Linked DNA regions of Homo sapiens: all the other regions are linked to region 7. A link is a loop called in an ENCODE intact Hi-C map of the cell type or tissue named here. Cell type or tissue: dorsolateral prefrontal cortex. All regions are shown on one strand. Links, peaks and the distances in the headings refer to the core of each region. The heading gives the core; the rest is flanking DNA. Region 1 overlaps LOC102724465 (a long non-coding RNA gene). Region 2 overlaps NTRK3 (neurotrophic receptor tyrosine kinase 3). Region 3 has its middle 17 kb from the start of MRPL46. Region 4 overlaps AGBL1 (AGBL carboxypeptidase 1). Region 5 overlaps NTRK3 (neurotrophic receptor tyrosine kinase 3). Region 6 overlaps NTRK3 (neurotrophic receptor tyrosine kinase 3). Region 7 overlaps NTRK3 (neurotrophic receptor tyrosine kinase 3).

Region 1 (4,305 bases), core at 57-4,056, 570 kb before region 7:
AAACTTGTTTAACCCTTTTCTAGTCTCCTGCCAAAGAGCAAAGAAATAGATGGCGATTTGGGCCATGTGGATCTTGGCAAAATTAATGGGTTCATAATCTGGAAGAAAACAAGAGGTCTTTGTCAGCACTAAAACACAACCAAGTATTGAGATAAAAAGTTGACATTTAAATCCAGGTCAAAAGCATTCCAAAAATCTGGATATTTGTCATTGTGTGGGCAAGATATTTAGACACTTGATAAATTGCTCAATTTTCCTCTAGAATTTTGGTGTCTTGCAGAGGTCTGGCTTTATGCTTCCAATGGGCTGTCAAGCTTTTCTGCTTGAATACCCAGCCATCACCTCAAAATCAAACCAAGTCTATCATATTTCCTTCAAAACCAATTTCCCTCTTTCTGTCACTGGAAACAGCATTTTCTCAGGCTCTGACACTTGGAATTCTACAGCCATCTTTGACCCTTTAAGTTTCATGCCACCCACACACATCCAGGCCAAAAATTCTTTCAAGCAGTCTTTTAGAAGTAAAGATGCCGACAGGAGTGTCCATTTTGCACGTGCTTTCTCCAAGACAAGCTCTCGCTATTAGGTGTTTTTCACACATTATCTTTTACCCTCAAAACAACTTTGCAGGATAGATCATATTACCCCATTTAAAAGAGGACAAAACTGACATTTGGGGTGCCAACTGGCCCAGTCACTCCTGCAGGAAGTCCTTGTAATTGAAGCAGGGATGCAATTCCAGGTCTGTCTGCTCCAAAGCCACACACAGCATCAGCATGCCCACCTCACAGGTGGTAGTGCAAATCCACTGAGTGACTGGAAGAGGGCCTGGCACACAACAAGTACTTGGTAATTGCTGCCACCTGATCTCTCTTCTAGGCCACACTCCCCCGTGCCTGCCTTGATTCCCCCTGTCACTACCCTTATCCTGCCACACAAATTTATGGCCCAGACGGCGGCCACGCCCAGCTATCTGACAGTTCCAGATTCTCTTTTCTCTATCCTGAACACAGCTGCTGCATTTATCTTCTCAAACATATCTTGGTCGTGTTGAGAAGATTGTGCTGCACTCTAGTTTACAACCCTTTGATGGCTCCTCACTTTCCTTAGGAGACATTTCAAACTGAGCCTGCCTTTCAGAGCCCTTTGGAATTACCATCTTCCATCCTCATCACCATCACCTTATGAGAACTCTTGACTTCCATAAGGTAGGTGTGTTTCCTGGACTCAAGTTGGCCTCTCTGAATGGCATGAAGAGATTCTTCTGCTGTGAATGCCCCTTAACCTCCACTTTAGTCTTCCATTTCACTAAGTCCCTATTCAAATGACCCCTTCTCCAGGAAGTTCTCAAGGACCACCCCAGCCCACTCTATGAGCATTTCCCCTCCCTGACCTCTCATGGTGCTTATCTGCCTTACACATATGGCATTAATCAAACCCTGCCTTAGACTCCAAGCAGCTTTTTCCCTCAACTAAAAGCAATGTAATTCAGTAGGGAAAACACATCCTTCACATGATGATGGGCATGCATTTGAATCTTGAATCTGCCACAAATTACTAGTTTGATTTGTCAAATCACTTACGGGTTTATGCCAACTTTTTAATAGATTCAATGATAGATTTCATTTACTAAACATTGCTTGTGTGACTAAGTGCCTTCAATGCATAATCTATGAAGGAGGTAATCATATCACCCCCTCTTCAATGAGAAAGAAACTGAGGTTCAAGGAAGATAAGAAATTTGGTAATTTTCTTAAGTCAAAGAAACTGGAAAGTGTGAGCTGGGATTACTCTGGGACTTAAAAAGATGCTTTCGTTTATCTAAGAGAGCCTTTCATTTACATCTTGAAACAGTCCTTTTCATCAACATCCCAGGCTTCTGCAACCCAGTGCTATGAAAGCCCAGGAAACCACTGTGCTTCTGCTATCCCATTTCCCAGCCTGCCTTCCTTTACTTTCCCAGCAGGGGGAGCAGAGGATGGAAGGAAGCGATTCCAGGGAAAAGAATCAGAAATCTTCAGAGTTGGAAGGACCTGAAAAAATGGGGCCCCACCCCTCCATGTCATAGACGCACCAGAGGCTTGGACAGGAGAAGCAAGCAGGCCAAACACACCCACCTCACCAGAAACAGTGCTTCCTCCCTCCCAGCCTCAACTCCCTAGCATGCTCAATAGGCCAGGCAGCCTCACAGACATGCAATTGAAAACCAGGCACCTTATGCATTAAGAGAGACGTCCTTTCATCCATTTCCAATCTGTTGCCATTTAATTTCATGAGGCAGGATAAATAGGAACACCCACTTGGCCTTTGGGGAGCCCTTTATTACTTCATTTACCTCCACCTGGTCTCTCACCACTCCACATGACTCTGTAATATACAGCTCTAATCATTGGTGTTTTCTCTGCCAGCAAAATCCACCCTGTCACCTCCTGCCCCACCTCACCTCCAATGTCTCTAATCAACTCCACTGCCCTTCACTGGCCTTTCACCCTTTCATTTATATCCTCGTTGAGATAAGACAGCTGGCCCTGACTGCTGTATTCAAAGTGAGGATGTACCACTGATTTATAGGATGGCATGATAATATTTCCGCATCTCATTCTCCATCCCCTTCACACAGTCATGGGTCTTATCTGAACGCCACTAGGCATGCAGCAGATGTCTTCATTGAGCTGCCCATAATGACACTAGCTGTAGATCTCTTTTTGCCTCTTTCTCTCTTTTTAACACAGACATTGCAGTTAATTCGGAGACCACTCATGTGTGCATAGAGTTTAAATCGCTGCCTTCCAATGAGCATTGCCTAGCCCTGGTGTGCAGTGTAGATAACTGCCTATTGGAGAAATTCCTTAAAGAAGCTCTGGTCCCCACAGCACTTGAACTTCAGTTTAAGGGTAAATGTTTAATATGAGAGGCCACAGTGCCACCTAAGATGATCCTGGGTGTTTAGGGCAGTAAGTCAGCTTTCCAAGATGAGCATGCATTGATTTGCTGAGCAATCGAGATTAGGGCATGGGAAAACTCACTTTTCTCTTTCAAGGGTATAACTGATGCCACCAAGACAGGTCAAGTTGGTGGTGGCATTTGGTCTTCTCTGAATATTTGTAACAGTCCTAATGCTATTGCTAAAACACCAGAGAATACAGCCAAAGCACTCAAGTGCATCACTGGAATGGTAATTTGCCTGTGCTCCCTGTGTCCCTCAGAGTCTGTACCAGTCAGGGCTCCCCAGCGAATCAGAGGCCAGTAAAAGGTCGACGGATGGAGAGATAATTTCAAGGAATTGACTTACATAATTGTGGGGACTAGTAAGCCCCAAATCTGTATGACAGGCTGGCAGGCTAGAAAATTTCAGGCAGCATCTGACGCAGCGTCATGAGGCAAAATTTCTCATTCATTCATCAGGGAAAACTATTTTGCTCCTAAGGCCTTTCAACTGATTGGATGAGGGTGTGCACATTATTGAGGATAATCTTCTTTACATAAAGTCAACTGAGTGTAGATGTTTACCACATCAACAAAATATCTTCACAGCAACACCTAGATTAGGTGAAGATGAAATAACTGTTACTATAGCCTAGCCAAGTTGACACATAAAACTAATCATCACAGAGTCAAAGGCAATAAGCTATAGCATGAGATCTCCTTTTAAATCTCCACCAGCCCAAGAAAAATCCCTTGCAGCACAGCAAATGCCAGTCCCAGCCCTGAGATTTCAAATACATATGGGCCAGCCCTGAGTCCTACTTCAGCCTGCCTATAACAGCCAGTCACAGTGCTGTTAGATCTTGGAGATCACTCCAAGACCACCCCAGATGTGCTCCTTACTCTCTGCAGTTGGAGACTCAGATTCACTAAATGTGGTCACAACTTTAGATTTTTATATTCTGGTGACATATTCAGGCTCTTCTCCCTAGATCTGGGGACTTGTTTTCCCACATGACTCTCAGTTTCACATGTGCCCCTATTGGAGGGTTCTCCACTTTATTTCACAGTCTCCTTCTATTAGCCCCAACCATGTAGACTAGCCCTACTGATTTGTCATAGCTGCTCTAGCAGAATAGGCAAATACAGAAAAAGAAAAGCAATTTATGAATGTACAAGGAAGGCTAGGAATTGGGGCAGGGCTCTAGCCACTCAGATGGATGAAGTCTACAGGGAAGGATATGGAAGAAACCATTCAGGTTTATTTCCTTTTTAATTTTTTACTTTTTATTTTTTGAAGATATACTCTCACTCTATCCCCTAGGATGGGGTGCAATGGCGTGATGATGGCTCACTGCAGCCTCGGTCTCCCAGGCTCAA
Region 2 (4,305 bases), core at 98-4,097, 110 kb before region 7:
CCATGCTAGGAGCCCAGGCCACCAGATGGGAGGGCTATCTGGGAGGGGCCACAGATGGGACCTGCACCTAAGTCTGTCTGATTTCAGACTGCCTGCTCTTAGCCTCCATGCTTAGCTGCCTGGAAGCAAAAGAGAAACACACATGATAATCACGATGTCTCCACACTTTCACATCAAAAGAGAAGAGCAAGAATCACAGACCAGCTTTGCATCTAGGCTTAGCTGGGGTGAGTTCGGTTTAGAGGGCTATGACTCATCTCTTCCTGCACCCCCAGATAATTGACTCTCTTGAGCGTTTAAGCATCTTGTCACTTGGCATCGTTTCCCTGTCACTGCCTTTTCATCACCCATTGATCCCTTTAACCTAGACTCACAAAACAAGCAAATCTTCCCACAGGGTGACCCTAGCAGGATGGAGATGGGTCTGAGGAAATGACCTCAGGTGAGGTGCTTTCTCTTTGAGTTTCTCTGTGACTCTATCCTCCCTCCATCCTCCTGGGGCCAGATTCCCACTCAATTCCAGGGTAGTAGATTGCAAAGGAGGGAGTACTGGAGTCACCTGGGGGCTTGTTAAAACATAGCTGCTAGACCCCACCCTGGAATCTCTGATTCCGTAGATGTGAGTGGCGCTTGAGAACTTAAGTTTTAACACATTCTCAGGTGAGGTGGATGGGGCTGGTCCATGGACCAAAGGTCACTTTTGAGAACCACTGGCCTGAGGAGCACTGATAACTGACTATGGTGACAAGGGTATCCAGAGACTAACAGAAGGGGCTGCTGCATCTCGTGGGGGCAGAGGAGGTATCTCTGAGATAGCTCTGAGGGCTGAGAAGACGCAAAGTATTGCTTCCTCCTGAGACAAAGGAGAGAACGGAGAAGCTGTATCCACCACATCATCCAACTGCTGCTGCTACCCCACACCTCTCAGGATACCCCTGGCAGAAGGAGCCAGAGTGTCTTCTCCTCCCTCCTGAGCATTCTAGGGTTCCCCCCTCCCTAGGCCCCAGAAGCTTCTCTTTGGAAACAGAAACATTGCTTCAGGGTGCTTCATTTCCTCACCAATCAAGACTTTCCCTCAACAATGTATAGACTTTCCTCTTTAAAAACAGAATTTATTCTCTAATCAGGCCACAGGCAGGGCAACGTTTCAGTCTTTTATGTCAACAAGACCTAGCCTGCCCTTGTAGACCATAAGAGCAAAATATCTCTGCTCTAAAAGCCTCTTCTTCCACTGTGCAGGCCAGGACTCATCTACCTGCTGAAAGAGAGCACAGTGTGACCCAGGAGGGGAAGTGTCATGGGGGCTTTTACTGAGCATTCTGGGGATGATGGAAGTTTCAGACTACATGGGATTTCCAGGGCCTCAAACATCTGCACATTCTCAACTGCCTCCGAAAAGACGGCTCCATCATCCCTGGGACCTCAACGGCAAGAATTTAGCTTAATGCAGCCACATTTCTCCGACTTTACTCTCAGGGCCTCCAGTACGAGTTCCCTTGCACTGACATAAATAAAGCTTCCTGGAGCTGCCACACCCTGGTAATTTGTAGACTGTGAAGTTGACTTCATAAAAACAGATGCTACATACTGCTAGCTCTTTCTGCCTTTTCCCTTTGTGCACGTGTGTGAGCATGCATGTGCATGTGTGTATGTGTCTTATCAGTTTTTACACTGTATCCCATTAGAACTCCTGATTCCTAGGGATTGAAGACCAAAGGTCTCCTAGTCACTTCCCAAAATGAAGCACCAAGCTCAGCAAAGACACATGGCTTTATGGGCAAAACTTATCAATTGCGGAACCCACAAAAAGATGCTACAATCACTTTCACTAAACTCTTTTGGTGTTTTTTTCTCCTCCAACTTCAGGGAGATATTTAAAGCATCTTAGCCCAGACAGAGAAAGACAGAATCAACTCCCAAAATCAAATCAAGCAAAGTTCTTCAGTAATTTCAATAATTTTTCCTGGTCCACTTGACATTAGCACTATCATAAGCTGAGGGCATCAGGTATGACCCACAGTAGCTCACCATGGAACAAGAGAGGAATGAAGCCACAGACCTGGGGGCCTAGATCCAAGTCAAACCTTGTCACAGATCAGCAAGTAGAATGAGGATCAGGTCATTCATCCGTTAAATGGAGGGTTAAACTGGACACACTCTCAAGTCCTTTGCAATGGGAAATCCCGGAACCATCATCAGGTGTCAAACCCTGTGACGTGCTTTATATACCTTGACTCATTTAAAAGTCACAGGAGCAGTGTAATCATGACTATTTCATAGAAAAGGAAATTGATGCTTAGAAAAGCAAACTATCAGGCCCAGAGTCTCCCCACAAGTAAAGGGCTGGGTCAGAATTCTCTACCATTACTGTCTCTGCTTTCTCTACTATCATACAGTGTGCCCTAACATGCACAACTGTTATTTCTAAGAAGTCTTGGTTACCATGACTGCTATTGGAAAATGGAGACTCTATCCTTGTTTATACCAGATGCGGCTGGTGGTTGCACATGTTCCAGTGTGTGTTTTGTTGCCCATGATAACAGTATGAGTACTGATGCTGCTTCTCCTCTCAAGCTACCATGCCCCATCTCCCAAGCTTGTAGAAAGAATCCATACACCTCCGATCCAGCTACGCTGCCCTCACCTGGAAAGGGCTCCTTGAGGAAGTGGCCATTGATGGTCTGGTTGGCTGTGCCCAGTGGGTTTTTGGCAATGAGGGTATAGTTGCCATTGTTGTAGTGGGTGGGCTTGTTGAAGAGCAGGCAGCCCTCGGAAATCTCTCCCTCTTGGTAGTATTCCACATGGATGATCTTGGACTCCCGCAGAGGCTGCCCATTGTGCAGCCAGTGCAGCGTTGGTGGGGGGTTGCCACGCACCACAAACTCGATGCAGTGCTCCAGGCGCAGCTCAGGCTCCTCCAGGCTCACCACACGTGGGGGATCTGTCAAGGGAGAAGCCTGCTGAAATCCAGGACACAGAGTCTACCACCTCCTGCAGTAGCCTTCCAGCAACTAAAATGGGAATCCCGGTTCTTCCCCACCCACTCTGAAAAGGCTGAGGGAAGCAGAAGTCCCACCACAATCCCAGCAGAGGGGAAGAGATGTCTGTCTTTATGCAAGCTTCCTAGATCCACCTTAGCTGGAGGGCTCCCTCTTGGGACCTCTTAGGGGTTTCATAAAAGGCAGAATAGGCCAACTTAGAAGTGTCCTGAAGATGTAGTTGACTTGGAGCCACACCATCTTCTGAGGGACAAAGGTGCTCTTTCTGGGGTTTTTAGTCCAAGGACTTACTTCTCAGTCCTGCCCTACAAGAGTCCTTCTGTCCCTACTGGTAGATCAGCTCACTGCTCTAGCTCACCCCTGACAACACCTTGGCCCCTCTCCAGCCTCCTATGCCAGTTGCCCCTCACACACAGCCATCCCCCACAATAACATGCACTTACAGTAGACAGTGAGGGCAACACTGGCATTGCTCATGCCCACCACGTTCTCTGCAATGCACGTCAGGGTGAAGCCATTGTCCTCACTCGTCACATTCACCAGCGTCAAGTTGATGGCATGAACATTGGTCCAGTTCAGATTGGTCTGAAAACCCCAATAAAAAGATAACAATCAGATAGCTTCTACAAGGATGGCTCTGCTACCTAATCCCCAAATACCTTTAGGAATCAAAAGGAAAGCTGAGCGGAAGGCGAAGGAGATCTTTGTGTGAAAGCACACTGGCCAAATGCCAGGCTCCTCATAGGCAATAGTTCAGGCCATCCTCCTATTAACCCTATGAGGTGAACGGTAGTTCAGTACTATGGCCATTTTACAGAAGCAAAACCTAAGTTACAGAAAAGTTGAGTAGCATGTATAGAGCGAAATGGCTAGAAAATATTGCAGCTGCATGTAACCCAAGTCTATGTGTTTTTTCCTATAGTAACAAGACCGCAAATTTTCCCTCTTCTTCAAGACTACAGTGTGATCACTCCCTAGCCTCCTGATGGGGCTGAAGCCCAGGATGCCTACCTGGTGAGTGTTGATGGACTGCAGCCCAGTGACTATCCAGTCCACATCAGGAAGGGGTGATCCAGAGCCATTGCAAGTGATAACAGCGTTGTCACCCTCTCGTACGGTCAGGTTGACGTGGCTCACGCTGATCTCAGGAAGGTCTGGGAGCCAGACAAAGTGGGTGAAAAGACAGGCAAACACTTACTACCCAAAGGAAGCTCTGTCCATGGGGCTGATGGTGGCACTTCTTGCCTTGCCCAGTAATGACTCTAACACCACCTGCTTGAGTTCTTGGAAGACCCGCAAATCCAAG
Region 3 (4,305 bases), core at 193-4,192, 200 kb after region 7:
CTGCATTTAGTGACACCATAATGATGGCTCAAAAATCAGCCATGGTGGGAATATTTGCAACATGGAGATGGACAAGTAAGTGCCACAAAACAACACATCATTCCCACCCCCACACTTCCAAAAGCCTGTTTACCTGTACACAGCTAGTAAAGACTCAATATCAGCTGCAACCCCACTCACACTCAGGACAGTCTCTGCACTCAGGAACCCTGGTGACAGGCAATCCTCTAAGGGCTTTAAATATAAACACTCATTTAACCTTTACAGCAACCCCACAAGGTACATCCTATTAGTATTCTCATTTTACTGATGAGGAATTGAGGTACAGAAAGATCAACTGACTTGCCCAAAGTCACACAGCTACTAAGTGGAAGAGCTGAATCCAAACCTGACAGCCTGGAGCCCGAATCCACGTGCTTCACCCTACACAGCACTGCCTTTCTTTCTTCTTCCCTTTTCAAAAGCTTCAGTGGGTCATGAATACAGAACCCAAATCACCAGCTACAGAAAACCTGATTTCCCTTTTCTCAGAACCAGGGAAGGCCCATTGCTCAGGCCTCACTTCTTCAAGAGAATGGGAGACGTGTGCATCTAATCTTGAGAAAAATTCCCCTCCCAACACCCCCACCCCAGAAATGTGCCTAATGATGTCTTTTAAAACGCAAGGTGGTTTTCATTAACAAAACAGGTGGACCGTCCACACGCAGTATTATTGGTAACGGATGGTTTTCTGCCTCCTGGCTCTAGCTGCCTGGCCCTGCCCTGCCGTCTGCTCCCGGATACTGGGGGTATAAACCCTCCTGGCCTTCTAGGCCTGTTGGAAAATGCTGGCCTGGCTCCAGGCATCAAAAGCACATCCGGCCCTTGCCCAAGCCCTGCACGGGGGCCTGAGCAGGCCTCTGGGAGATCCTGGCTAGAGGCATCAAGACCAGATGGCCAGGGAGATTACTACAATTTGATTTCCACATAATCCATGAACTTGGATAAGCAAATGTCTCTTCATATGCATTATCTTGTAATCCCAGGGAGGGCTGTGCAAAGCAAAGAGCCTGGTTCTTCCGCCTCCACAGGCCCAGCATGCTGGGTAATCCCTGCTCTACTGGACAGGGCTTCTGAAAGCCAAGCAGCTCTGCCAGGAGGCTAAGGAGATGCTGCCTCCAGGGCAGCGCTGGCTCCTCGGAAGCCTGGTATTTGAGCACAGGGAGGAGACCCTGGGCTCCCAGTGGCTCCCAGAAAGCATCAGGGATTTGAAATGCTGCAGCCAGGCAAACCCCACATGGCATGTGGGCAAAAGCCCAGGCTGGGATTCAGGACTCCTGGAATCTCCTGCCTTTGCCTCCACTCTTTGTGAGGTCTAAGACAGGTGACTTCTTGTCTCTAAGCCTGGTTATCCCCAAATGTAAAGCAAGAAGGTGGAGGCAGGTTATTTAAAGAGTCCACCTTGCTTTGCATTGCATGTAGCCATGCGTGAGCACAGGCCTGGATTGCCTCCCTGTCACATGTCAGGAGCTGCTAACCCAAGACCATCCTGAGGCAGGCGCCCCACCCTACTGGCTGTCTCCAGAACCCCAAAGTGCCCTTCATGAACCTGGTCCCTGGATCACGAGGACTAGATTTAAGTCCCAGCTCTGCCACTCACGAGACTGAGGCGGGGCCACGCACATCACTTCCACAGCTCCACGCTGCCCTTACTCCTAGTGAGGTTTATACAACCCTGCTTTCCTCCGGCATCTTGTGAGGGTCACAAAAATTAGGATGCCAGACTACAGAGAGAATCTAGCCTCTCAGTCTACTCAAAGCAAAAGTACGTTAAACTGAATCAAATACATGGGAAAACAATAGGATGTTGCTGTTATTACCTTTTTTCCTGGCTCTGTCTACCCTTTCACATTTCACCTGTCTTGAATTCCCACACCCTCTTCATGACTCTGCTTAATCCCATCAACTCACCCTAATGTGTTAATGACTTGGTTGGTGACTTCTGCCTCCCAATACAGCTGCATGTTTGCAGTGGCCTTCAATGCCTTCACTCAATTTGTAATAGGCAGATGGTCACTCCGTGATGCTCACATGCCAGGAGGTGTGAGGGAAGAGGGAACGTGGGCTTCCGGACCGGCAGCACAGCTTTCGACTTGGAGCGTCTGGGACGTGTATACGTTTGTGTGTGGCGCCTCCCTGTGGACACCACAGGTATTGCCTGGGACCGACCCTGATTGCCAACATCTATCTCAGCCTCTGGCAGTCCCCACCAGGATTGTGGAGGCAACTTTCTTATGTTGTCAGTGAAAAACCCGAAGCCCACATGGGGGTGGATAACTTGTTCAAGATCAAACAGTTCCTTAGGCATTCTGCAAAAAGGAAGAAGTGATCTGTAATAGCACCTCATAATTCTATAAGCATGAATGCTGAGGCAGAGAGCAGCTTGCCCAAGTCAGTTTCAAAGCTAGAAATTTAGATTTGAGGACCAATCCTCATACAATACATGCACCTAAATCTTTGGGGAGAGAGACGACCTCATTCTTTCCTGTTTATCTCAGGTAGTGATAGTCCCCCTGCTTCTGAAGCCACATCTGGTCTACTATTGCAAAATCTGCTTATGCCTGATGCCCCTTGAAGTTTCCACAAGGGCCTGACTCGACTGAGGGTTCACCCTCCACTCTCCAAATGGGCTCTGCCCAAGACGACCAGTGTCGTCACTGTTGTCATTTGTAATCCATCTGGAGAGGGATGAAGACGTCCCGGAGCCACTCAGTTCATGGGCTCAGGGATGCAACAAGCTCTATCCAGAAAAATTCTAGAACAGTGGGGACTGGTGGTAGGGGGGACAGGGGTTGTCACTGTACTCATTCATTCAACAAATACTGAAAACTCTGTACCAGGATTTGGTCCAACAGCAATCTGATCACAGTCGGAGGAAAGGTTGTAGGTCAGAGTTGAGACAATTATTAAGGTGAGCTGTGGGCGTTGGCTGAGCATCAGTCAGGGTCCAATCAGGAAAAACTCAGCCATGCCAGGTAGTTCAGAAGAATGAGTTTAATATAAGGAACTAGTTACAAACGTGTTGGAAAGACTGAAAAATGAAAACAGAGGATGGTGGAACACCCCAGAGATTAGCAAGTTAGAAGTCACTGCCACTCCCAGGGCTGGGGGGACAGAGGAAGGACGTGGTGCTCCCAGGAGCCTCGACTACCTGCAGAAATTTGAATCATGAAGGCAGCTGCCAGCAGAGCTGGGCCCAGAGTAGATGCTGGATTGCCACACACAAAAAGAATGAGGAGAAGTACCTGGCTGCTCCTCCTTTCAGTCTCTTGTTGGTACCTCTTATGGCCAAATCCAGCTGGAATCCAGTTGGCAAAAAAGTTTAAGAAATGTAATTTGCAGGCCGGGCGCGGTAGCTCACGCCTGTAATCCCAGCACTTTGGGAGGCCAACGCGGGCAGATCACGAGGTCAGGAGATTGAGACCATCCTGGCGAACACGGTGAAACCCCGTCTCTACTAAAAATACAAAAAAATTAGCCAGGCGTGGCAGTGGGCGCCTGTAATCCCAGCTACTCGGGAGGCTGAGGCAGGAGAATGGCATGAACCTGGGAGGCAGAGATTGCAGTGAGCCGAGATCCCACCACTGCACTCCAGCCTGGGCGACAGAGTGAGACTCTGTCTCAAAAAAAAAAAAAAAAGAAAGAAATGTAATTTGCAGTGGTTAACACCCTCCCCAACATGCACACACATACATATGCATTACAAAACACAGCAGGGAAAGACTAGGGAATGGGTCTGAGAGCAACAGGCAAATGCCCCAGTGTGTGAGGTGCATGTTCAAGCCTACACGTGACGTGAACGTTCAAGAATACGCGTGTGTATTATATCAGCTTCAAAGGTGTGTCGGCAGAGTGTGCATGTGTGTGTTTTAGTGTGACCGTTCAAGGGTATGCATGTATCAGACGGAGAACAAGCTTTATACCTGTGTGTGATAGGAACAAACACCCAAGTGTTTGTGTGTGATGCGAACATTCAAGACTATGTGTATGTGTGATGAGAATATTTAAAGCTCTTGGGGGACATGTGTGTGTGTGCTGTGAATGTTCAGGAGGTGTATATGTGATGTGAATGTTCACAGCTGTGTGATGTGATGTTCATCCAAGGTGTGTGTGTGTGTGACAGAGAGTGTGTGACAGAGTGTGTGACAGAGAGAGAGAGAGTGTGTGTGTGTATGTGTGTGTGTGAGAGAGAAACTGGTGCGAAGACATAGGGATGGAAGAACAGAGTGTACAGAAATGTTCCCTATATCCATAGAAGGAAATGTG
Region 4 (4,305 bases), core at 87-4,086, 1.3 Mb before region 7:
ATAAAAAGGCTGAAGCAAAGATGATTCTACATGGGGGGATTTCAATGATCTTTTATAGTCTCTAGGCTCTTATGGGGTTAAAATGATTTCTTGGTATCAGACAAGTATTATGACCAGCTCCTGGCAAAATAAGTAACACTTAAGCATAATTATTTGGAGCTATTCAGTTAAAGTGTCTGAGTGTAGCCCTGGTCTTGAAGGGCAGGGCAAGACATGGCATTGAGTTCAATTGTCTCTACTGGCTGTGGGACGGGACAGGAAGCAGAGAAGCCGACAGGTCTGCCATCCAAACATCCAGGGTATGGGGGTTAAATGAATGAATGTCCTGGGGTAGAAGACTATCAACCAGACCCCACCCACACTTCATTCTGAAGAGGAAGTTATTTTGGGAGGTATTAGAGGAGGAAAAATCTGCCTGTGTTTCTGCTCTGCTCAGACAATCACATAAGTGACTCATTTCACTCTCAGTACCAGCTCTGTGGGATAAATGGACATTATGATTGCCATTTTAAAAATGAAGTGCACCCATACTTAAAGAGACACGTTTAGTAAATGATAGAGCTGGAATCTGTTCCCGGGGAAATCTGACTTCCTAACTCATGCTCCCTCCACTTCCCCAGAGGAGGTGAATATGAACCATAACACAGTTACAGCTAACGTGGTAATTAGCAACACTTAGTATCTATAATAGTCTAAGACCATCGCAGGTGTCATCATGTTTAAGCCTAAAACTTCAGCCCAACGAGCTAAACTCTGTTGTTATGCTCACTTTATAAATGAGGGCATTAAGAATTTAAGGGCTAGCCTAAGATGATACAGGTAGTAAGTAGCAGATCACAACCTTAACTCAGGCAATCGGACTCTTAAACTTGCTCTCCAAGGAAAAACATCTTTCTTCAAAGACCCCTAAGGGCCCTCTGAGAGGTTATGGAGCAAGTCTCCATTTCTAGGAAAGTGTGTTGTTCTTGTAGATCCTTGACTCAAATACAAGTAACTCCTACTGGCCATTTCTGCATAACTTCCTGCTCCTTTTCAAACTCAACAGGTTCAAAGTCAAAATCTCCTCCCAACAAAATCTCTACCTCCAAATTCCTAAACTTGATTATGCCGATAGTAAACCGGCGTTGTTTGATTTATTTGTGTGCCAGATGCAGAGCTCACTGTCTGGCCGAGGCAGGTACTCAGATCTTCACTAAATAGATGAATCTGCAATGTTGTTGAGTGTGAATCTTAGCTTTGGTTGGAGTCCAAAGCTAAGAATCAGACTCGGTAACACTGTTCTCACCTGGACTTCAAGTTTTCTTACCACTCTTCTCACCTTTGGTTGTGCTTCCTTTCCAACCCTTTCATCCCTGTGCAGCCTGATAGTATTAGGAAGGAAAACCGGCTTCTACTTTCGCAGTTTATAATTTGTCAGTGACCTCCCATGGTCTTAAGGATAAAATGCAGACAGGACCTAGTGCTTGAGCCTTTTCAGATCCAGCCACTACGTAATTTTCTGGTCTCTTCTCTTGACATCAGCCCCTGTTAAAGTCATAAAAACTTACTTTCAATTCTCAGAAAGCACCTTACTCTTCTGTTCCCTCTTCTTCCATCCATGTGCCTAGATCTATCCATTATGTGCTTAAATGTAGGCTCCTCCAAGAAGTCTCCCATGATCTGATTCTGAGTTCCTACTGTCATCTTGGAGAAACCCAGTCACAGCTTTTGTTGTATGGCATTGCCTGTGGACTTTGCTGTCCCCTCTTCACCTCCCCCCCACCGCCCCACTGCACCAAGACTGTAATATCTTGGAGAACAAAGACAATTTTGTTCACTGCTACATCCTGAGAGCCTAGCATCGTGCCCAAGATGTGGTGGGACTTCCATAAATATGTGTTGAATGGTTGAGATCTTAATTTCTGTTAGAACGGTCTCCTGAGAATGACCTCCTACCCGTTGCCTCAGTAACCTCTTACGCATGGAGAGCAGAGCTGCAGGAAAGCAGGACACACGTGAGTCCAGCCAACTCAGAGCTTCAAGGAGGCGTCCAGGAGAAACCTCCCTCAGCCCCGTTTGCGGTGCCTCCTGGTCGGTAATTTTCCAGAAGCAATTTCTTGTTTCCTCCAAATGGCCTGTAGAGGTCAGAAAAGGGCCTTGTTTTCCAATCACCGACTGTCCTGTCTACATTAGCATTCACCCCGGGTGTCTATAATTAAGCAAGCCTAAGCTGGGCACATAGGAACGGAAATGCATTGACTTTAATAAAACAGAGTGTAAAACAACTTTAGATTGACTCCAGCCTTGTTTATTCTTGCACACTTGTAATTCTGGTTTGGTATATTCCCAGTCAAAGAGACCATTGTCCTGGGAACTGAAGCGTGTCCCTTGCTTCATTGCTGCTGCAGCCTGTCCAAGGAGGCAAGCCGCACCAGGTTGCTGCTACCAGCTCACAGCAATTTTTTTTTAAATTTTTTAAAGAAGAAAAAATAACAGAGAATAACCTGTGAGAACGATGAAAGGAGTTCCTATTGATGTCCTGGACTTTGTGTGTGTGTGTTTGTGTGTGTGTGTGTGAATGTAAGTACATCCAGAGTCCAGAAAAAATATGTAAATAATAAAAATGGATCAGGCACTCTGGTCTTCACCTATTGTGTAATTTAGGAAATGATGGTTTTGTTCTTTAAGTGATTCCGTAGCATATGGAATAGAACATTATAACAGAAGTTGAGAGTCCAAGGTTTAGGCTCTGGCTCGGTTACTTCAATATATGGCTTTGGGCTGACCCTTTCCTCTGGGTCTCAGTTTCTCCATTGGAGGGTGAAGGGCTGGACCACACGAAATCTAACCTCACTTCTATTTCTAATATTCATGAACATGAATGCTGTGCTGGCGGGGCCTGCAGAGAACACCAGCAGGCCCGGGGCTGGCCAGGCCGGTGAAGAGGCAGCGTGAGGTGGCTCACACTAGCGTTCTGTCTCTGCAGGGACCGAGGCCAGGCCTGCACAATGATCTATTCAGAGCACAGAGCAGAGCAGTGCCGTTGATATCCTGCCAATGCCCAGCAGAATAAAAGCTTCCGAAATCAGGGCTAAAAATAAATAATAAAACAAAATGACAACATAAACAGGAAGACCTAAAGGAGGGGGAATGAATTGAGTCAGCAAACTTCAGCTGGGGTGGGGCAGGGAAGAATCTAATTTGTTTTCATCCACATGGTTTGGCCTGCTAGGTGCTGCACTGGTGTTTAAAGTGCTGTTGGAAGGGGGAGTTTGATGCCACCCTGGGAGAAGATAGAGAAGATGGGGGAGAGGCGTGGCTGCTCTCTCAGGCTCGTTTCCTCCCCACTGTGCAGTTGGTCCACCCACTCCTCACTGACTCTTTGTTGGTTGTTCAGAGAGAGTTCTTTCACAGTCCCTCTCCTGTCCCTGGCCTCTGCCTGGGCCTGGGCCAACTGCCCTCATCGACCTTGTCTCTCAGCATTTGGGGCCCAGCTTCCTCCTAGGCTCTTTGCACACACTCAGGATTTCAATCAAAATGACTTTCAAATCTGGTCATTTAGGGGAGGATGTGTGCAAGAGGGTTAGGGAAAGGGAGCTCATTATTACTGAGCACACTGAATGTTCCGGCCACTGTACAGTTACATGCAACATGCAAGGAGACAGACAGCAGTGACCTAGCAGCAGCCACAGGGCAAGTAAACATATGCGGATCACCTCTACAACCTTGTTCCAGGCCTTGTCATTGCGAAGCGTAGAGATTCAAAGCAGTTGGAGACTTCCTTTAGTGAGGCGGTTTCTTGAATTTGGGGATATGCAAATGTCGGGGTGAGGGATGAAAAGCTGCTCTGCTGTGCATTAGATGGTACCAAAGATTCGGGGAGTGGGGCCAGGGGTGTGCACTGGGAGAGAAGGAGAGAGAGAGAAGAGAGAGGATGAGGACTTCCCAGCATGGCTCAAGGCAGGGGAGCAAAGAGGGCCTCAGAGAAGTCCTGACTCATAAAAAAGTGATGTCCAGGATTGAATTTTAAGTTGTTCTCTGTTCTGTGGGATCTCATTTCACTCCATCCCTAGTCCCTCAAATCTCTAGTAAAAGTCCATTACTCCCAAGCAGCTGGGTTCTCATTATATTTTGCATAGATGAAAGGTTCAGTTGTTCATTTTGGATGAAAACATGGGGGAAGCCACCAAAGAGAATTCAGCAGAAGCAAGAAATTTGCAAAGTTCATTTCTAGGAAATTACAGATTCCATTTATTTGGGCAGTTCATGAATATGATGGTAATGATAATAATCAACTTACCATAAACATGAACCAGACCTTGGGCT
Region 5 (4,305 bases), core at 291-4,290, 210 kb before region 7:
CGAGGTGAAGCACCAATGAGGCAGAACTAAATGGGAGACTGGTAAATGCAAATGGAGGACCCTGAATTCCACTCCATCAGCACAGACAGGCTTATTCCAATCCATGACAAATATCTGACTGTGTTTGGAGACCGTATGGAAAAGTAGCTGTAAGTGGTTGCCCAAATACTCACAATAATCACTTGCCTTGCAAAAAAGAAGCCAGTTCCTGAAAACACCTTGTAAACTTTTTGAAAAACTTTATAGCAAATTCCAGTTAAACAGGGAAAACTAAGCACTGGTTTTTATCCTCTTTCCCTCCTCAAACATACACTAACCATTCCCTCTACTAAAATACAAAAAAGGAAATTCAAAAAATATCTGTGCACAAAGAGAAAGAGGAAAAGTGGTGATAAGAGAAAATAAGATAGTTCAATAATATTTTGGAATTTAAAAAGTCAAAAGAAGAAAGAGGCAAGAGGAGGAAAGAGGAAAGAGTTGAAGAAGAGATGACCAACAGGACTGCAGGGGGAATATTTGCAGGCAGCCAGTTCTGCTGGAAAGGATCACTATGTGAAAGGACAAGAGAGCCAGGAAGGCTGAGGTGGAGTGAGGCTCCAGGCGGGAACAAGGTGCCCCGCCCCCACTATCACCTTGCTCCCTTCCCACAGGACTCTAGTGGTTTACCCAGAGACATTGAACTCAGAAGGCTCAGGAGAGGGCTGGGATGAAGCATGAAGCTCAGCCCCTTCTTCCTGCAACCCTGCCTCCCCATCACACCAATCTCATCTCATACCAGCACCCTGCAGGAGATTAGAGAATACATCTCTGGATGAATTCTCTCAAAAAATACCTCTCGGTATGGACATTTGGAGATCTACCAGTGGAAAGTCAAGCTCATTCTGTGATCATGCCACAGTGAAACCTGCCAGTTGGCAAGCCCTACCCACGCACACAAGGCAGAATCGCACTAGCTTTCTAGGGCTCAATTCCTAAATATGAAGAAGCAGTCAAGATCACCAGGCACTTCAGCAAAGCTCCGGCATGGGAGAGCACAAGACAAGTAGACAATCAGCGACCTGCAGGAAACAGAGGCAATGCAGGAAGCAGAAGAAGACTTTCTAAACAAAAAAAACTACTAATATCCTCAGAGATGTCAGTGAAAACACTGCATCTATACAAGCAAGGCAATATTTAAAACGTGAACAATTCAAGGGTAGTGAAGAGTCCTTGGAAATTACGATCGTCAAAATTTTAAAGTTAAAGGAGAGTGGAAGATAAAGCCAAGAAATCTTCCAGAAAATTAAACAAAGAGGAAAGAGGTGGTAAATAAAAAAGGAAAGATAAGAAAATCAAAGGTTTGATAAAGAGATCCACCATCTAATTAAAAGAAATCCCAGAGAGAGAGAGACAGGGAAAATGAATATGAACAGAAGAGATGAATGGAAAACTGAAAAACTTTTGGAAATTTCACCCAAATTACTTACCCAGTTTCCAGCACAATTAACACAAGTGCACAACTATGAATGTATGTGCACATACACGCACATACACACACACACGTATATCAAGGCACACAATTACAAAATGCCAGAGCCCTAGAGATAAAGAGAAGATGCTAAGAGCTTCCAGGCAAGAGGGATACATTTATAAAGGAACAGCAATCAGAAAGACAATGGAATCATTCTCTATAACAATACCACTATTGTTATTCTACAGAGCAATTCCTTCAACATTTGGATGGGGAACTTTTTAACCTGGAAATCTACACCTAAAAAAAAAAAAAATCAATCCACTCTAAGAACAAAATAAAAGTATTTGCAAATGTGTAAAAATTTGCCTTGCTTGTCCCCGTCTTAGCATGCATCAGGAAGAGGGATGTCAGCAAAACAAGGGGGCAAGCAAGGAAAAGAGGAAGCTGGGGATTTAGTATCATAGAGAGGCAGTCTCAAGCCGCAGGGCTGCGGGAAGGAGGTGTCTGGAGCGAGAGATTACAGAATACAATGATGAAGACAGGATCCATGCCCAGGCTGTCTTGTTTACTCCAAAGCTCACAAGCCTTCCTGCAACTACAGACTACTTGCTTTATTAGAATTGTAGACCACGGAATGCAGGAAGACACAAAGACCACACGCAACAGAAGTTCACCTCCAACCCCGCCCCTTTCTGTTCTCAGCATTATAGGATGTGGATGGTTAAAGTGACATGGAGGAAGGACACGGAAGAGGGAGAAGTTTGAGAAGATACCACATCGAGACTTAAACCTTTTGTGAAAGGCTGTTTCTTTGAATCTGCTCACATAAAGTCCATAGATAGCAAGTAGTCAATGAAATGTTCCAAGAGCCTGGGATCTAAAACAGTCTCCACCTTCTCTACCTTATTTGAGGATTTGAAAAAGCTGTGTTAAGGTGCATAGATGGAAGTGTTCTGCCACAGACTCCCAAGCCACAGGAAGGAATAAGATCACCCAGGAAGACCTGAGAGAGATAAAAGAATAAAGCCAGACATCAGAGCCCTGGGGACCCCAATACTTAAAATGTGGGCATTAGAAGGGGAGCAAGGAAAAAGAGAACTGCCAGAGATGTGAAAGGAAACCAGAAAAGGATACTGTCTTAGAATTCAAAGGAGGAGGCCAGGCGCAGTGGTTTATGCTTGTAATCCCAGCACTTTGGGAGGCCGAGGTGAGCAGATCATGTGAGGTCAGGCATTCGAGACCAGCCTGGCCAACAAGGTGAAACCCAGTCAATACTAAAAATACAAAAATTAGCTGGGTGTGTTGGTGCATGCCTGTGATCCCAGCTACTAGAGAGGCTGAGGCAGGAGAATCACTTGAACCTGGTAGTCGGAGATTGCAGTGAGCTGAGATGGCACCCACTGCACTCTAGCCTGGCAACAGAGCAAGACTCCCTCTCAAAAGAAAGAAAGAAAGAAAGCATTCAAAGAAGGAGAGTGTCTAGAAGTTCAAGAGACAAATACACTGAGGACAAACAGGATTAAGCTTGAAAATGAGCCAACGTGTTGGAAAATGTGTAGGCGACCTTAATGAGAGAAGTTTCCATGGAATGTTAAGGAAAAGTCAAATTATAGTGAGTTGAGGAGTTAGTTGGAGAAATGCTGATGATTGTAATAATTTTTATTATTGAATACTTCCTACACATCAGGCTCTGTAAAGGAGTTAATCTTATAATGCCTCTGTGACATTGGTACCATTATTTTCCCCATTTTAAAGACGGGGGCATTACAGCACAGAGCAGTGACCTGCCCAAGGACAGATGCCTAGCAAAGAAGTGGTGATGCTGGAATTTAAACTCACAGTCTGGCTCCGGAGCCTGTGCTCATAACCCTCCACCAGCACTGCCTCCCTGAAAGTGCAGACTGTGGGGGAAAGAATTTATGCAAAGGGATACTTGATCAATTCTGGTACATTATCTTCCTCATAAGCAGCTGCCTTCAATTGCAGCTCCCCAAGACCCTTTTTAAAGATGTTCCTCTTGACCCTTGAGAATTGGGATGGGAGTGAGTCACCTCATTAGACTCACCCAGATAGATTACAGATAATTCATCATGTCTTCTGATGTATGTCACTGCTGAATGTTCCTATTAAGCTATATCCACAGCGGAAAAGAGCATCGCACCATCAGACTCTTGCCCCATTCCCAAGGCCCTCTTACTCACCTTTGCTCTTCCATAAACTACATTCCTTAAAAGAAAACCCAATAAAAAGCACATAGGCCCATCACTTCAAAGGATGTAAGAGGAAGCCTCTGCAACTGGCCCCTGCCTGCTTGTGTCTGAGTCCAGCAGGGCTCCTTATAGGGCTACGGCTGGCACTGGGTCAAGACAAGTCTTCCTTGGACAGGGCTGTTCTAGGCATGTAGCAGCCCTAGACCTGGGCATGAAAAGCCAGTCTCAGCTTCATCAGCCATAACAAATGCACCACTCTGCGGAGGATGCTGATCATGAGGGAGGCTGTGCATGGGTAGGGGCATGGGGTAGATGGGAAATCTCTGTACCTTTTACTTGATTTTGCTGTGAACCTAAAATCACTCTAAAAATAAAGTCTAAAAGACAAAAATTTTAAAATGTAAAAAAAAAGTCCAGTCTCCCCACAAAACACACACACACATTTCCAAACATCCCCTGTGGTGACGGAGCTGTGCCAGGTTGAGAACCACTGAGAGAGACACCAACATGTTACTCCATGAAACTCTGGCCAGTTCTCACATCACTTGCCTCAGGGGAAAACTCAAAGACCTGTAGCCCCTCTAGGGGAGGAAGCATTTGTTCTCACTGAGATTGTTCTCACCTTAATAACCACAGTGAAGA
Region 6 (4,305 bases), core at 133-4,132, 370 kb before region 7:
GGTTCACATCCAAAGAAAGAAGAATTGGGAGGTCCCATGGCCACAACACCCTACTCCAAGGTGGACACCCAACAGCAGGTCACTCTCACTCAGTCCAGGAGAGGATCCGGTGAGGTTGGCATGGCAGAGAGACCAGCCTGGGTGCCCTGGAGCGTTCATCAAAAGACACAAAAGAGCTCACTTCAAAGCTAAGCTCTCAGAGGCGATGTGACATGGTCTTCTAAAAGGTGGACTTTGGTATGGGAAAATGAGGGTGAAATGAACTGGAGTGGCCATATTGGCTAATAGGATGTCATTTCACAACACATTTCATCACATTAGGCTCTTCATAAATAAATAAATAAATGGACCGTCGACAGTGCTTTTCTGGTATGTAGGAATGCCAGGATGGGAAGCCGACCAAATGCTCCCCTCCTGGCTTACAGTCGTCTCAGACACTTCAGACTCCGAAATGTTGAGACAAGGGGCAAAGAAGGAGAGGAGTGTCTTATTGGAACTCAGCCTTGCCCAGGCCCAGTGAGCCTTCAGCGGCAACTGCCCCCCACCTATGCAAGGCTGTCCTGCCATTCCAGAATGGTATTGAGAAAAATGGCACAGTGACACAACGTTGTCAGAATCTAAGAACTCAGAGCTAGAAGGGGCCAGAGATTAGCAGGTGTACCCCTTATTCTGCAGATGGGGAAATTAAGATACAGTGTACTAAGCCTTATCAGTCCTGTCCCAATATAGGAGGGACAGGTGTGTCCCAGTACATGCCACACTCCCCAGAGCCATAGTGTACCCTGCAATTTCCATGGCCCTATTTTCTGCCTCCTTTACTCTCCAAAATAAATCTTTTTTTTTTAATCTGCCAAGGCTAATATATCAAAGTAATATATCTTCCCTCGCTACCCTTCCCTGCTCTGCCCCTCTCTCTCTGGCACTCTTCCACAGCCAGCTGCTTACAATGGACACAGTAAGAACATGACCCCAAGATCAGCGTGAAAGCCCGTGGGCCTAAGGTGGCAGCAATCTGACAACTGCGGTCTCCTTCAGTGCTTCTTGTTCCCCCAAGGAATCACCTTCTTTCATTAGGCCATGATGAATCAGTGCCCTGAAGATAAAACCATAGCATGGTCCTTATTCCCAGTTTTCCACCCATCTCCAACCCAGTTCTTCTCCTGCTTCTTCCCAGCCCATCAGTGACTATCAGTTTTGAAACACACAGCCAAGAAGACAGAAGCCACACAGTGTTTGTTCAGGAGAGGATATGGGAGAAGGGAAGCAACAGGAGCATTGGTGCTTCACTTCTAACCAGAAGATACTTTTCCCTCAGGCGCCTCCAGACCATGCCCTCCCTGAACACCTGTTCTTAGCTACCCAGATCAAAGCCAGATTGTGCAGCTTCAGCCAGAACTCACAGCCCCGGCATAACGGTCCTCTAGGTGGAAAGACAAGAGGAGTAATTGTCATAGGACAGCAAAGGAGTTCCTTGAGGTGGTCAATCCAAACAGCTTTCCTGCAAAGTCCTCAGGGGCTAGGAGCACAGCACAGTGAGAAAACCAACACCAAATTCCCATCTCACCTGCCTCCCCTCCCAGTCCAGCTAACCAGCCTCGTTGATCCCAAATCCCAACCATGGCTACAATCTGAGCACAGCTCTTTACTATTCAAATAAAAATATTTGTGGGTCTACAAAAAGAAGCAAAACCACAAACACATAATTCAGTACTAAACCCCACATAGGGAGGCCCACATTTCAGCTGCCTTCAGCTAACCAGGACGTCCAGGCTGCCGGCAGTCTCTTCAGCTGGCAGGGAAAAGGGTAGGCCAGAGGCCCCCGGGAGGTGAGCTCCAGTGTGGCAAAGGTCAGTCCCTTAGGTAGCTCTGTGCTTGGGGCAAGGCAGAGGGGCCCCGTGGCCTGGGAGGAACACATCCTCTCCTCTCCAGCAGAGGAGATCTGTGGGGCCAGGCTGTTGGCTTCCATGTTTCATGTGACAGGGAGGCCCAGAGGTCGGCCCCACTGTGGTATGTGGCAGCAGCCAGGAAGGCAGTGATTCCCCAGTGCTGGGGCAGAGGGAGCAGGCCCCAGCACAGATGTTTCCTTCCCTCTCTCCGGTCAGGGCTCAGGCCTCATTAAGATTCCAAGCCTGCAGCACTGGCCGCTCATTGGACATCTCCCAGAGAAGCCTCAGCCCTTCCCCCTACCCCAGCCCACAAAAGTGATTTCTCAGCCCCTGCGTTTTCACAACAGCTCAAAGGCAGATGCATCAATCCTCCCAGGGGCTGGAAACGTGAGGAGAATGCCAAGGGGCCTGGCACAGGTGCCAAGTAGATTCTCCCCTGCTGGCTCTCACCCACTCCACTGCTTGCTTTCCTGAAACACTCACTGCTGCAGCCTCTCACTAGACCTGGCTCCCTTCCTTGGCAGTGGGGTTTACCTGGGACTCAGTAGAGACCCAGGAAGTGGGGTCTAGGATCTAGGGAAGCAGGATGAGAAACTGAGAGGACCAGGGGGCATTCGTTATAATGACCTACAAGCAACCAAGTCTCTTGCTATTGCAACCCTAAAGCGTGCTGTGTCTACATTCAAAGATAACATGGGGACCTGTTTCCTAACCCCCTAAGCTTCCCAGGGGCCTGAAAGTGGGAGGTGAGGCCAAGGAATCTTTGCAATGATGGAAAAGACAGGTGGCAGTGTCTTGGCAGGGTTCAGGTTTCAGCTATTTTTTCTTCTGTGGTTCTTTTACTCCAGAAAGTCCAGTTCTTTAAGTTCTGAGAATAGAAAGACACATCCTTTGCAACTCCAGCAAGAAGCTTACACCCAGGATGGATGCTGTCAGCTCTTGTCATGGTTTTGTGTTGTGGGGTTGTCTGTTCTGTGTTTACCCGTAGGTGCCATCATTGATTCCCAAAAGCATCAAGATTACACTTTTTAGAATGGACAAATTAGAACATTGTCCTGAAGTGGAGGAAATGGGGAAGAAGTGGAGGCAAGGACCCTGCTCAGGCATCATTTCTTTGCTGAGCACAGCCATGCAGTCCCCACATGTGCCTGTGGTGAGCTTCCGGGGTAACAGACACACACAGCAGCGACTGAGCACCACCTTAACTCCTCCCGTCCCAGAGCTCTCATCCCAAAGATTGTCTCTCTGCATGGTCCAGGTCTTCTGCTCCAAAGAGCCGTAGCATTAGAAGCATGGGCCACAGCTTAAGTCAAAGGGAATTTTCCTTTGTATTATTAATATTTTAGAGTTTCTGAGTTGTTAAAGTCTTGTGGTTTTCTGTATCAGCAGCTTCTCTGTGTACTAGAGAAGGTAACTCTCTGTAGATATAGATTGATAGATAGTTAGATATATAAATATATATATATATATATATATTTGCCAAACTGCCTTACAGGGTTTTTTTTTCTTTCTTTTTTTTTCCTTTTTTCAGTGTTGTATGTGTAGCAGGCACTTGAGTTTATATGAAGATGTTCGCTTCAGTCAAGGATGGAAGGAGTTGTGAGGTGGAAGGGAGATGTGAGGCAGGGAGAGAGGAGGCAACAGAGTATGAATTCATGACCACCAGCCACCACTAGCCAAGAATGTCCAGGTAGATTGGGGTGGCCTTCCCCAAAGCATGGAGGATTTTGTAGATCTCCTTGATGTTCAACCGCTGCTGTGGTTCCCTCTGCCAGCACCCCAGCATGACATCGTACACCTCTTTGGGGCAGACTCGGGGCCGCTCCAAAACACGACCTTGGGTAATGCACTCAATGACCTGAAAGAGTGAGAAGAACAAGGAAGTTACACCCAAAGCTCAGCCTTGGTCCTGTGGCTCAGACTCGGCAAAAAGCAACAACTTCCCGGATTAGTTTCTATGCAGAGCCGAGGCTCTCACAAGCACAAGCTAAAGGCTAGGCTGTATACAGCACTGGTATATTTGTCTGTCTGGTGCACAGTGCAGTGAGCAGCAGTGGCTGGTGGAGTCCTCTGCTGCCCTTCATACTCCACTTCTTGGGCCAGGCCCACATTGACCATTGACTCCCCATACTCTCTTCTCTTTTACCTCACTTTTCTTCTCTAGTCCTGAATCTCATCAGGATGACTGAGCTGCATTCATTTTTCACTTGATAGTGGACATGGGCTTCTGACCTGTCCCTCCCCCTTTCATGAGCCTGCCTCACTTTGAAACTGCCATGAAGGAGCTCTGCACCCTCTGGCCCCTGCATGCCTATCTCCTCTTATCTCTCATTCCTGGCAGGCTCCCAGTTGCAGACTCTGTGCACGTCACCACACTTGCCTCTGAGTCATTACATAGGACCCTTTTGCAGCAAGACCC
Region 7 (4,305 bases), core at 173-4,172:
CTAATCCCATTCTTCAAGGACCTGGAAATGTCACTGCCCATCACCTCTTACAGACTCCTGTGGACTGCTCACCAGCTTGGCTTCTGTGGAGCCATCACATGCCAGGCACCTACCATAATCTCATTCAACCCTCACAACCTCTCTATTAGATGGGTATAGCTAACCAGATTTTTCAGATGAGGAAACTGAGGCTCAGAAAAGTTAAGTAATGTGCCTAAGCCTATACCAGGGCAGAGCCAGGATTTAAACTGAGTTTTTTGACCAAAGAAGCCTCTACTCTTCCCACTACACCATGCCACCTCTCAGACAAAGGGACCATGAAAAGTTCGGGATGCAGGAATTGGTCTAACCAAATACCCTGGATTAGAAGATTAATCTGTTAGGGTGTGGAAAATGAGCTAGAGGCGGAGAGACTGGAAGCAAGAAGAACAGATGAGGGCTATAAAAAGTATCTATGCTTGTGGGGATGAGGTTCTGGGGTGTAGTAATAGGAAGACAGAGAAAATAGTTTTACACACACACACACACACGTGCTCATTGAAATCTTATAATAGTCCTGCCTTATGTTTATTATTTTCATATGAGAAAACTGAGGATCAACAAGGTCAAGTAGCCAGCCCAGGGTCTCAGGATGTAAGAGGCAGAGTCATGATCTAAAGCTTCATTTAGTCGTTGCCATAAATAATTAGGGTTGTATATGTAAATGATCTCTGGCCCAGTAGAAGGGATAATGTCAGCTTCTTTCCTTCTCTTCAGTGGACCAGATTTGAAAAGCTATCAGAAATAAGGAAGTGGGGAAAGATGGACCACAACAGAGAGAACACTGCCTGCAGCCCCAGGTCAGGAAGCTGGGAGCAGACCCTCAAGAAAGAGTCACAGGCCCCAGACCAGAGAGCTCCACACCCACCCCAAAAGCAGCAGACCCTGTCTCTAAAGCTGATAACCTTGTTAGTAGGAGGACACTCATTTGTGCATGGAACAAGACAGCACCTGCTCAAATACAAGACTGCCTGGAACAGACAGACGAGCCAACGATACTCTCAGAAGCACTGTCAAAACCAGCCAGTCCAGGCAGGGCCCATGGCCCTGGTTTGCAAGGCACTTTCGTAGCCACCTCTGTGTATGGTTATCTCCTAAAGCAGACACGGGATCTGCAGAGGTTAAGAGAAGGCGCCAAGCTCTCATCTCTAGTCAATGCCAGGACCTGCTATTTTCTGAGCACTACTTGTCGTCCGGTAATTTCCAAGCTTGGGTTGGTGGGGGCAGGGAGAGGGGAGAGATTCCCCCACACTTCAGCCAGGGCATCAGACAGCCTGAGAGCCTGTATAAAGCTCGCTTCCTCCATGATACTAGCCCCACAGTGAAACTATCTGTCAACTTCTCTATTAAGCCTGTGGGTCTTCCTGGGCTACCTTCCATGCATTCACCCCATTACCCTCTGTGCAAATGTGCTGATCTCTCCTGCTGCTGCTGAGAGAAGGCTGGAAGGAGAGCACACCAGGTGGCTTTCCTCCATCCAATGCACTCGCCCAGCCACCTCCTTCCCAGGAAGCCAAAGGCTCATGAGTCAGAAAGTCCGGGTCCTGGAGTCTCACATCCCTGGACTGCAGAGATACAATGGAAGCAGGGTCATCTCGGCGGAGAGATGCCCCTCATAGAGGAGAGCTGACCTCTCTGCTCAGCCCTGGCTCAGGAAATGCTCTGAAAGCCAGGGCTGACAGTGCACTTCTCACCAGGCTAGCGCCACACGCCCGGCTCCCGCCCTGGGAAGCCATCAGCCCAGGACCGTCTCGTGCGCCACACTGCCCTCTGGTGGCCACCAGGAGTGTAGCCGCAGAGGGAAGCCAAAATCTTTTAAGGTCTGTTTACAGAGACCTCAGACACGATGTGCACAGAACACAGAAGAGACGCACTTGTGCCTGTGCCAAGACTCCCCCAGATACACGCACGCAGCCCTGTTTCCCGCGGCAGGTAGCCGGGTTTAGGACTTCGAAGCTACTATTGCTCCCTTCGTGTTCTCCTCTTCTCTGCAGCACTCTAAGAGCTCCTTTCCCCGCCTGCCTGTAAAAGCCCGAACCCCTCAGTCCCAGAGCAGACACCAACAGGCGGATGGAGACCCACACCAGCTAGCGAGGCAGGGCCCTTCGTTCTGGGCTGCCTTGTGCCAGGAACTCACTGGGCGATTGGGCCAAATCAATTCACCTCTCTTGATTCCTAAGTTCTTTCTCTGTAAAACAGTGTTTGGCCCCAACATTTTCTGAGGCCCTTTCCAGATCTAGTAATTTATGGTTCAAAGTCTTGATCTTCTCTCTAACTCAGAAATCTTCCCAGTAGTCTAGAAAAGGAAATAACCAACGTGGTGCCCAATTATTTACAGAGCCTAGCGAATACATCATTGCATAGGTCTGAACATGACAGTGACCCTACGGGGGTGCCGGGCTGGAGAGTTCCATGACCTCAGCTCTCAGAAGTGCGAGGCCAGTGGCTGAGCGATCATGAAGCAAGCTCACACAGCCAAGAAGCAGCAAACGTGGAAAATGCACCAAACCCTGCCCCACAGTTTCGGCTGTTTCACAGAAGAAAGTTGTATCTGTCTCCCACACTAAGAGCTCATCCCTATGGAGAGAGAGATGGAGCTTCCATGAGCAATGAAGGTAGAGAGGCGGGGTAAGGTCGCGGGGGGATAAAGGCTGCTTATTGTGGAGAGGACCAGGGAAGGACGCAGAAAGAAGCTCTAAACATCAGCTTCCAGCTCCAGCTGCCCAGCGCTTTAGACACCCCCCTTTTGCTCTGCACCCAGAAATGCTCCTGGCACCCCAAAGCTCTACCTGGGAGAAGCCACTCAGCCCTCTGCTCTCCCATCCAGGCTCTCGCTGGCCATGAGCACCAGGGGCATAGTCCTGCTGACCACGGCTCAGCCCAGAGAGGAGCTGGCTGGGACCCAGCCACCAGCTTTCTGAATCTCAGCCAGCCTCAGCTGGCACCTGTTCTGCTGCGGGCTGACCTGACCTCAGAGGCCAGGACATCATGGGGTGGATGAGGAGGCCTGGGAAGAGGGTGTGGCTGAGACACAACTTCAGGAGAAACTCCCTGTTGGGAACAGGTCAGAAGGAGAGACCAAAAGCCTCCCCCACTACTAAGAGGCCTGCCTGGGACAGTGTTGGCCACACTGTTTGGCCAATACTACACCCATAATTATCCTATGTGCCTTCCCCTTATATCCCAGCCAGGGTAACTCCCACCCAAGTAACTGAAATGTTGTAAACTAAATGATTCTCCTAGACTTTTACATCAACTCTTTTATTTATTTTTAACTTAATAGTAATATATTTGTGTGTGTGTGTGTGTGTGTGCATGTGTGCATATATATGTGTATGCTAGTATGCATAAGAGTATTGCAAAAGAGCATAGGCAGTATAGCTTAATATTTAAATGCCAGACTGCTTTCCCATTTACTGGCTGCATGAAATTAAGTGAGTTAAGTTCCTTCTCTGCACTCAGTTTCCCCATCTGGAAAATGAGGCTAATAATAGTACTTATCTTATTGGGGTTGATGTGAGGCTGCAATGAGGTATTAGCCTTAGAGTGCTTGGCACAGTGTCTAGAACATAGTAAGTGTTTCAGAAACGCTAACGATTGTTATCATGTACTCAGTAGATGCTAGCTGTCACTAGTTATGTATAGACAGATTTCTCTTAGCCAGACATGACCCAGGGCACTGAACTTCAACAGGGTGCTTACATAATGTAGTTGTTATTATTATCCATTTCTTATAGATAAGGAAATTGAGACCCAGAGGAGGAAAGGGATTTGTTCAAAGCTAGGGAGAGGCCATGCCTGGAGGAGCTGCTGGGAAAACTGGGCTTAGGAAAAGAGCAGCTGCCAGAGTCCTCCATGCTTGATGATGCGTGTCTGGGGAAGGAATCCTGAATCTCCCACCACCCAGACTCTGGGACACTTATGATGGGACAAGCCAGGCAGGAGGACTGGGGGCAGAGGTGAGGCCAGGGGAAAAGGACAGGCTCCCAAGTCTGCTGAGCCCCAGGTTCCCCAGCCCTGTATGTGAACAGAGCTCAGCAGAAGGCCTCATCGAGTTGATTTCTAATTGGTGTGGGCTGCAAGCTGCAAAGAGCTCTGGGGCTGCCAGTCTCACATAGTTGCTGCCTCTGGGGACCCTGAATTTGGAAACATTGCCTCAGAGGGAGACACAGTCATGGGGGAGGCTCTGGCTTTGACAAAGTGCCCAGAACAAGAGCCAGCACTGAGTAGAAGGCGGCCCCAGCACCTGGGAGTGTGCCCGGGAAG

The links. Hi-C counts contacts between places; a loop is a spot of excess contacts. Peaks named below come from ENCODE experiments on the same cell type or tissue, not always from the same donor. Only the 100,000 strongest peaks of a DNase experiment are listed, where the experiment ranks them.
Region 1: it touches region 7 in a loop (3-fold over the local background); 33 of 110 quality-filtered maps call a loop at or near these places.
Region 2: it touches region 7 in a loop (2.1-fold over the local background); 3 of 110 quality-filtered maps call a loop at or near these places.
Region 3: it touches region 7 in a loop (6-fold over the local background); 30 of 110 quality-filtered maps call a loop at or near these places.
Region 4: a loop joins it to region 7, with 4 times the contacts of the local background. A loop is called at or near these places in 50 of 110 quality-filtered maps.
Region 5: a loop joins it to region 7, with 2.1 times the contacts of the local background. A loop is called at or near these places in 2 of 110 quality-filtered maps.
Region 6: a loop joins it to region 7, with 2.2 times the contacts of the local background. A loop is called at or near these places in 4 of 110 quality-filtered maps.

The regions. Positions count from the first base shown.
Region 1 is chr15:87,670,524-87,674,828 of GRCh38, forward strand. The region is part of intron 1 of LOC102724465 (a long non-coding RNA gene); the gene reads right to left. Among named protein-coding and RNA genes, the nearest start is that of LINC00052, 96 kb to the left of the region's middle. In dorsolateral prefrontal cortex, for the core only: a CTCF peak has its summit at 1,959 (motif pointing right); a DNase peak (open chromatin) is centred at 1,971.
Region 2 is chr15:88,132,457-88,136,761 of GRCh38, forward strand. It overlaps NTRK3 (neurotrophic receptor tyrosine kinase 3), which reads right to left. Exons shown (of 20, transcript NM_001012338.3): 8 at 4,011-4,153; 9 at 3,443-3,584; 10 at 2,645-2,941. Among named protein-coding and RNA genes, the nearest start is that of NTRK3-AS1, 120 kb to the right of the region's middle. In dorsolateral prefrontal cortex, for the core only: no CTCF peak of the experiment used is centred there; no DNase peak of the experiment used is centred there.
Region 3 is chr15:88,448,202-88,452,506 of GRCh38, forward strand. No RefSeq gene overlaps it. Among named protein-coding and RNA genes, the nearest start is that of MRPL46, 17 kb to the right of the region's middle. RefSeq lists an enhancer at 1,997-2,066. In dorsolateral prefrontal cortex, for the core only: a CTCF peak has its summit at 2,180 (motif pointing left); a DNase peak (open chromatin) is centred at 2,180; H3K4me3 peaks cover 307 bases.
Region 4 is chr15:86,913,888-86,918,192 of GRCh38, forward strand. It overlaps AGBL1 (AGBL carboxypeptidase 1), which reads left to right. Exons shown (of 23, transcript NM_001386094.1): 23 at 1-2,269. Among named protein-coding and RNA genes, the nearest start is that of AGBL1-AS1, 600 kb to the left of the region's middle. In dorsolateral prefrontal cortex, for the core only: a CTCF peak has its summit at 2,131 (motif pointing right); DNase peaks (open chromatin) are centred at 2,094, 2,384, 2,964 and 3,384; H3K4me3 peaks cover 1,928 bases; H3K27ac peaks cover 2,509 bases.
Region 5 is chr15:88,034,671-88,038,975 of GRCh38, forward strand. The region is part of intron 13 of NTRK3 (neurotrophic receptor tyrosine kinase 3); the gene reads right to left. Among named protein-coding and RNA genes, the nearest start is that of MIR11181, 91 kb to the left of the region's middle. RefSeq lists enhancers at 1,262-2,073, 2,074-2,883. In dorsolateral prefrontal cortex, for the core only: a CTCF peak has its summit at 1,886; a DNase peak (open chromatin) is centred at 951; H3K4me3 peaks cover 510 bases; H3K27ac peaks cover 664 bases.
Region 6 is chr15:87,873,377-87,877,681 of GRCh38, forward strand. It overlaps NTRK3 (neurotrophic receptor tyrosine kinase 3), which reads right to left. Exons shown (of 20, transcript NM_001012338.3): 20 at 1-3,744. The coding sequence ends at 3,559. Among named protein-coding and RNA genes, the nearest start is that of MIR11181, 71 kb to the right of the region's middle. RefSeq lists an enhancer at 1,465-1,965. In dorsolateral prefrontal cortex, for the core only: no CTCF peak of the experiment used is centred there; a DNase peak (open chromatin) is centred at 2,175.
Region 7 is chr15:88,245,186-88,249,490 of GRCh38, forward strand. The region is part of intron 3 of NTRK3 (neurotrophic receptor tyrosine kinase 3); the gene reads right to left. Among named protein-coding and RNA genes, the nearest start is that of NTRK3-AS1, 5.4 kb to the right of the region's middle. In dorsolateral prefrontal cortex, for the core only: CTCF peaks have their summits at 1,810 (motif pointing left) and 2,027; DNase peaks (open chromatin) are centred at 1,786 and 2,964; H3K4me3 peaks cover 1,064 bases; H3K27ac peaks cover 2,296 bases.